Linked DNA regions of Homo sapiens: region 1 is linked to region 2. Evidence: chromatin loops called from intact Hi-C (ENCODE). Cell type or tissue: mammary epithelial cell. All regions are shown on one strand. Each heading gives the region's core, and the rest is flanking DNA. Links, peaks and the distances in the headings are about the cores only.

Region 1 (2,907 bases), core at 144-2,643, 230 kb before region 2:
CATGTTGGCCAGGCTAGTCTCGGAACTCCTGACCTTAAATGATCTGCCCGCCTTGGCCTCCCAAAGTGCTGGGATTACAGGCATGAGCCACCACGCCCGGCCTATTTTTATTTGTTTTAGAGATGAGGTCTCACTATGTTGCCCAGGCTGGTCTCAAACTCCTGGCCTCAAGTGATCCTCCTGCTTTGGCCTCCAAAGTTCTGGGATTACAGGTATGTGCCCCTGTGCCCAGCCAGGACATTTTAAAACTTTTCTCCAAGCCCCAGTGTTTTTATACCCTGCCCGATTTGAGCTGGCTGGTGGAGACAGGGCTGTCCAGTTCTTTGTTTTTGAGACAGAGTTTCGCTTTTGTTGCTGCAAGCTCCGCCTCCTGGGTTCAAGTGATTCTCTTGCCTCAGCCTCCCGAGTAGCTGGGATTACAGGCCTGTGCCACCACTCCTGGCTAATTTTGTTTGTTGTTGTTTTTGTTTTGTTTTGTTTTGTTTTGAGACGGAGTCTCGCTGTGTCGTCCAGGCTGGAGTGCGGTGGTGCGGTCTTGGCTCACTGCAACCTCCACCTCCTGGGGTCAAGCCATTCTCCTGCCTCAGCCTCCCGAGTAGCTGGGATTACAGGCACCCACCACCATGCCTGGCTAATTTTTGTATTTTAGTAGAGAAAGGGTTTCACCATGTTGGCTAGGCTGGTCTCGAACCCCTGACCTCAGGTGATCTGCCCGCCTTGGCCTCCCAAAGTGCTGGGATTACAGGCGTGAGCCACTGCACCGGGCCTGGCCAGTTCTTTGGGCCTCAGTTTCTCTTCTCTGCGAACTGTGCACCCACCATGGGCCAAGCATCGTTGTATGCCCTTGACATCCATCAATTCATTTAACTCTCACCGTTCTCAATAGGTAGATGCTAAGATAACCCCATTTTACAGATGAGGCCACTGAAGTCCTGAAATGTTGAGGGACTTTCCCAGCTTCCCAAAGCAGCAATGGGCCTAGCGGAGAGTCAAGGCCAGGGCTGATGACGGCAGGCCTCATGCTTTCTTCTCCACTCACCCTTACCTGCTTCATGAGGTTTCATCCAATGCCAGGAAGGTTGAGAGTTCGTGCGGTCTCGTGAAATGACCCACTGTGACCCCTGCCACTGGCATTCTGTGACCCTCAGCAAGTCCCTTCCCCTTTCTGATACTCAGAATCTCAGAGCAAAGTCCTTCCCATCCTCCCTCCACAATGAATGGGTGCATAAGTACATGAACAAATTAAGTATTCTTCCCCTCTGCGCCCACTAGAGTGCGCACAGGTGCCACTAACCGCCACCGTTCCCTTCAATTGCCATCCTTTCACAGGGGCCGCTGTGCCTTTCTATATACATTCCCAGCCTTTCCGCACTCTTGTTCCTCTGTGATTACTATTCCTCTACTCCAGTCTCTGTTTGCTTGCTGGTTTTTGTTGTTTTCATCCTGCAAATCTCTAAAAGTTGCCACAGAGCCTTTCTAAAAGGAGGCAGGAGGTGGCTTTGTCCATAGCCTCAGGAACACCAGCCTCCACCTGCTTGCTGAGGGCAGGCAGCTTCCCATCCCTCCCGCCCAGCCCAGGCCTGGCACAACCCCCAGGGCAGAGAGGCCTAGAGCTTGCCAGGGATCCCAGCCTTTGCCTCCAGCTCTCCTTGCTGCAGATGTCCTCAGTGCACCATTTCTAGTCTTCCCAGTAGCAAATTCCTGCTCAGCCCCTCCTAGCTGTACACCACAGGCTCCCTCTTGAAGAGCTCTGCTCTCTCAGGTACCCCTGTGCTGAACTACCCTCCGCCGATGCATCGAAAAAGCCCAGGCTCTCAGATGGGCACAGTGGCTCACACCTGTAATCCCAGCACTTTGGGAGGCTTAGGCAGGTGGATCACCTGAGGTCAGGAGTTCCAGACCAGCCTGGCCAATATGGTGAAACCCTGTCTCTACTAAAAACACAAAAATTAGCTGGGGATGGTGGTGAGTGCCTGTAATCCCAACTACTAGGGGGGCTGAGGCAGGAGGATTACTTGAACCTGGGTGGCAGAGGTTGCAGTGAGCTGAGATCATGCCCGTCCACTCCAGCCTGGGCAACAGAGCGAGACTCTGTCGAAAAGAGAAGAGAAGAGAAATAAGAGAAAAGAGAAGAGAAGAGAAAGAAAAGAGAAGAGAAGAGAAGAGAAAGAAGAGAAGAGAAGGAAGAGAAGAGAAGATAAGAGAAAAGAGAAGAGAAGAGGCCCAGGCTCTCAACCCCACCTGGGCTCAGATCTTCAGCTATGGGACTTCAGTTTCCAGTCTGAAAAATGGGACTTGCTATGGTTTGAATGCATCCCCCAGGAAGCACATGTTGGCAGTCCCCACTGCAACAGTGTTAGGAGGTGGGGCCTAATGGGAGGTGTTTGGGTCATGAAGTCTGTACTCTCATGAGTGGATTAATGCCAATCACAGAAGGGCTTGAGGCTGTGTGTTAGATCTCTTGCACTCTCTCTCACTCTCTCTCTTTCTGCCATGGGAATATGCAAGGAGGCCCCCACCAGATGCCGAGCAGATATTGGCACCATGCCCTTGGACTCTGGACTTCAAGAACCATGAGCCAAATACATTTCTGTTTATTATAAATTACCGAGGTATTCTGTTAAAGCAGCACAAGACAGACTAACATAGGTTGGTTGTGCCTTCTTGCAAGGTTGCTGTAGAGATTAAATTGTAGAACTAATGTACAGTGCCTGGCATCTATAAGTCCCCCTTAAATGGGAGCTTTTGTATTAATTTAATTTGTATTAATTAAAAAAAAATAGAGGTTGGAGGGAGGTCTTACCATGTAGTTCAGGCTGGTCTCGAACTCCTGGCCTCAAGTGATCCTCCTGCCTTGGCCTCCCAAAGTGCTGGGACTACAGGCACGTGCACCACACCTGGCTAATT
Region 2 (2,907 bases), core at 154-2,653:
AGGTGTGAGCCAACGTGCCTGGCCAGGGTTGTTTTGAGACATGAATGAGGTGGACCTTTACAGGCACTTGGTTCAGGGCCTGACCCGTAGTGAGCATTTGATAAATGTTACCTATCTATGTTGTCATGGGCTGGGAGTGTGGGAACAGGAAGTGTCTCATGCCAGAAGCACTGTGAATTTTCTCCTTTAATCATTGCCTTCATTTTCTTTGAACCTTATTCAGATTGTCCATGCCTTTGTAATTGTAGACCCTCTAAACTATAATTAGTCCAAATAAAATGGACTCACCTTATGCCATGTTCTTGTTGAAGGGTCCTCTTTCTTTCTTTCTTTCTTTCTTTCTTTCTTTCTTTCTTTCTTTCTTTCTTTCTTTCTTTCTTTCTTTCTCTTTCTCTCCTCTTTCTGTCTCTCTCTTCTTTCTCTCTCTCTCTCTCTCTCTTTCTTTCTTTCTTTCTTTCTTTTTCTTTCTTTCTCTTTTCTTGCTCTATTGCCAGGCTGGAGTGCAGTGGTGAGATCTCGGCTCACTGCAACCTCCGCCTCTGCCTCCCAGGTTTAAGCGATTCTCCTTTCTCAGCCTTCCGAGAAGCTGGGACTACAGGCGTGCGCCACTAATTTTTGTATTTTTAGGAGAGACGGGGTTTCACCATGTTGGCCAGGATGGTCTCGATCTCTTGACCTCGTGATCCACGCTCCTCGGCCTCCCAAAGTGTTGGGATTACAGGCACGAGCCATTGCACCCGGCCAGATCTTCTTTTTTGTAACATGCTAAGTAATACAATCTCTATTTAGCTTGATGTCCACGGTGATAGCAGGATTCTTTTCGGATTTCTGCCATAGTTAATTATTCTGCATTCTTTTGTCCCTAGTGTGTCATATTGAAATTTTTCTTTTTTCTTTGTTTTTGATGACTTCTCCAGTTATTCATGCTAGTTTTGCATTCCTGTCCAAGAACATTTTTGCTGCTTGTTTATTTTTAATTTCATAAACTAAAGCGTTTGAGGTTTTAAAAACCCAGAATTGAGTTTTCTCAGAGCTGCTAATCTTTCTAGCCAGCTGGTGACGAGGCTTCTCAATTCTTGTTACAGGATGATGTGTTCTGTCCTCCTGTCTGTGCTTTGTCTAATTTAGATTCTAAATCCACATGTTTAGGACATTTTTAGCGTGTCAAAATTTATTACCAAAGTAGTGCTGACTTCAGGGAAAAATTTTTAATGGAATCTTTAGTCACTCATGTTGACACAAGGTGCTTGTCCTAGTGCAGGAATCTGTGTGGCACCACTAGGTGGTGCCAGACTGCATCATTTTTAAAGACAGCCTTTTCTCTTCCAACTCTTTTGCCACTGTTCTCTTTTTTGCTTCTTTGCCAAATTTGGACCGAGCTTTGAAAACTTCATATAAACTTTCTCTTAGTGAGTTATGTTGCTTATAGCTTTTCCCTCCACCTTGCCTGTTTTAGTCTTCTTGTTTCAATAGTTTTGATAGTTTGACATTCAGATAAAACTTAAAACTGAAGCCCAAAGTAATTACTAAATGTATCTCGACTGATCTGTGGTTTTAAATTCACCAACAGTGCATCTCCCTACTTGCTTAATCATATTGATTTTGAGATTAAATCAGTCTCATAAATATGTTAGTCTTCAGCCCACGGTAGTTCTCATCCATCTGCAGACTTTTTTTTTTTTTTTTTTTGAGATGGAGTCTAACTCTGTCACCAGGCTGGAGTACAGTGGCGCCATCTCAGCTCATGGCAATCTCTGCCTCCTGGGTTCAAGCGATTCTCTTGCCTCAGCCTCCCGAGTAGCTGGGACTACAGGTGCTTGCTACCACGCCCAGCTAATTTTTGTATTTTTAGTAGAGACAGGGTTTCACCATGTTGGCCAGGATGGTCTCGATCTCTTGATCTCGTGATCCACCCGCTTCGGTCTCCCAAAGTGCTGGGATTACATGTGCGAGCCACCACGCCCAGCCCCATCTGCAGATATTTTTACCAGTCCTATCCACTCATGCCTGTACCTTCTAATGTTATTAAAGTCAGTTTTATTATCATTGATGACCATGAGACTTAATCAAAAGGTCAAGCTAGAAACAGAGAATATTCAAAATTTCTTTCCAGGCAAACATCTGGGTTCAATAGAAGCTAGTTCACATGAATGGATCATGCTCTAGCTCTGTTGTGCTGGAGCTTTTTTGAAGGAATGCATTGTTACATACTAACCACAATTTTTACATTGTCCAGGGCAGGAGTAACCAGTTGGTTGATACTTAGTCAGGGGTTGTGTTTCGTAATCTGCTAGTTGTACTTGATGTTTAGGCATTTGAAATTTAACCTTGTGCCTTATTTGTGCTGAATTTACTATTGTTTCCTATTTGTAGTGCTCTGCAAAATTATTCTCAGTATATCACACATTTGTAATCATTGCCAATCACTGAATATCAATAACATGCTAGGTGATAAGAACTTCTATTTTTCAGCAGCATTATCATTCCCAATTTTACTACATCAGAGAGTTCATCATTATACAGTCAACTCATGATTATTAGGAGTAAGGAACGTAATAGCAGACCCTGAATGAGGGAAAAGAATGTGAAACCACACATAAACTAAAGGTGAAGTCATTTACATCCCTGAAAATGATTTTAAGATACAGAATGAGATGTTAAAGGATCAAAAGAAAATTATCGTAGCAATGAAAAATGCTACATGGTTTATACAAAGTCATGTCAAGCTCATAGACTCAGAGAGTGGTGTTAATCCTGAAGACCACTTGATGATTATGGAAGCCGAGACCCAAAGAGGTTAAGTGACTTACCCAGCACAGCGGGTTTGGGTGTTTTATAGCTGTTTGACTATATGAGCTATGATTGCTCTCATGTTGTGAGCTAAATTCCAAAGATATTGTCGTGTTT

Evidence for each region. Peaks named below come from ENCODE experiments on the same cell type or tissue, not always from the same donor. Only the 100,000 strongest peaks of a DNase experiment are listed, where the experiment ranks them.
Region 1: a loop joins it to region 2, with 5 times the contacts of the local background. A loop is called at or near these places in 9 of 110 quality-filtered maps.

Annotation. Positions count from the first base shown.
Region 1 is chr22:29,393,875-29,396,781 of GRCh38, forward strand. It overlaps a transcript of RFPL1 not described here. Among named protein-coding and RNA genes, the nearest start is that of AP1B1, 6.8 kb to the left of the region's middle. In mammary epithelial cell, for the core only: a CTCF peak has its summit at 1,280; a DNase peak (open chromatin) is centred at 1,287.
Region 2 is chr22:29,624,484-29,627,390 of GRCh38, forward strand. All of the region lies in intron 1 of NF2 (NF2, moesin-ezrin-radixin like (MERLIN) tumor suppressor), which reads left to right. Among named protein-coding and RNA genes, the nearest start is that of NF2, 22 kb to the left of the region's middle. In mammary epithelial cell, for the core only: a CTCF peak has its summit at 1,278 (motif pointing right); DNase peaks (open chromatin) are centred at 1,308 and 2,238; H3K27ac peaks cover 2,500 bases.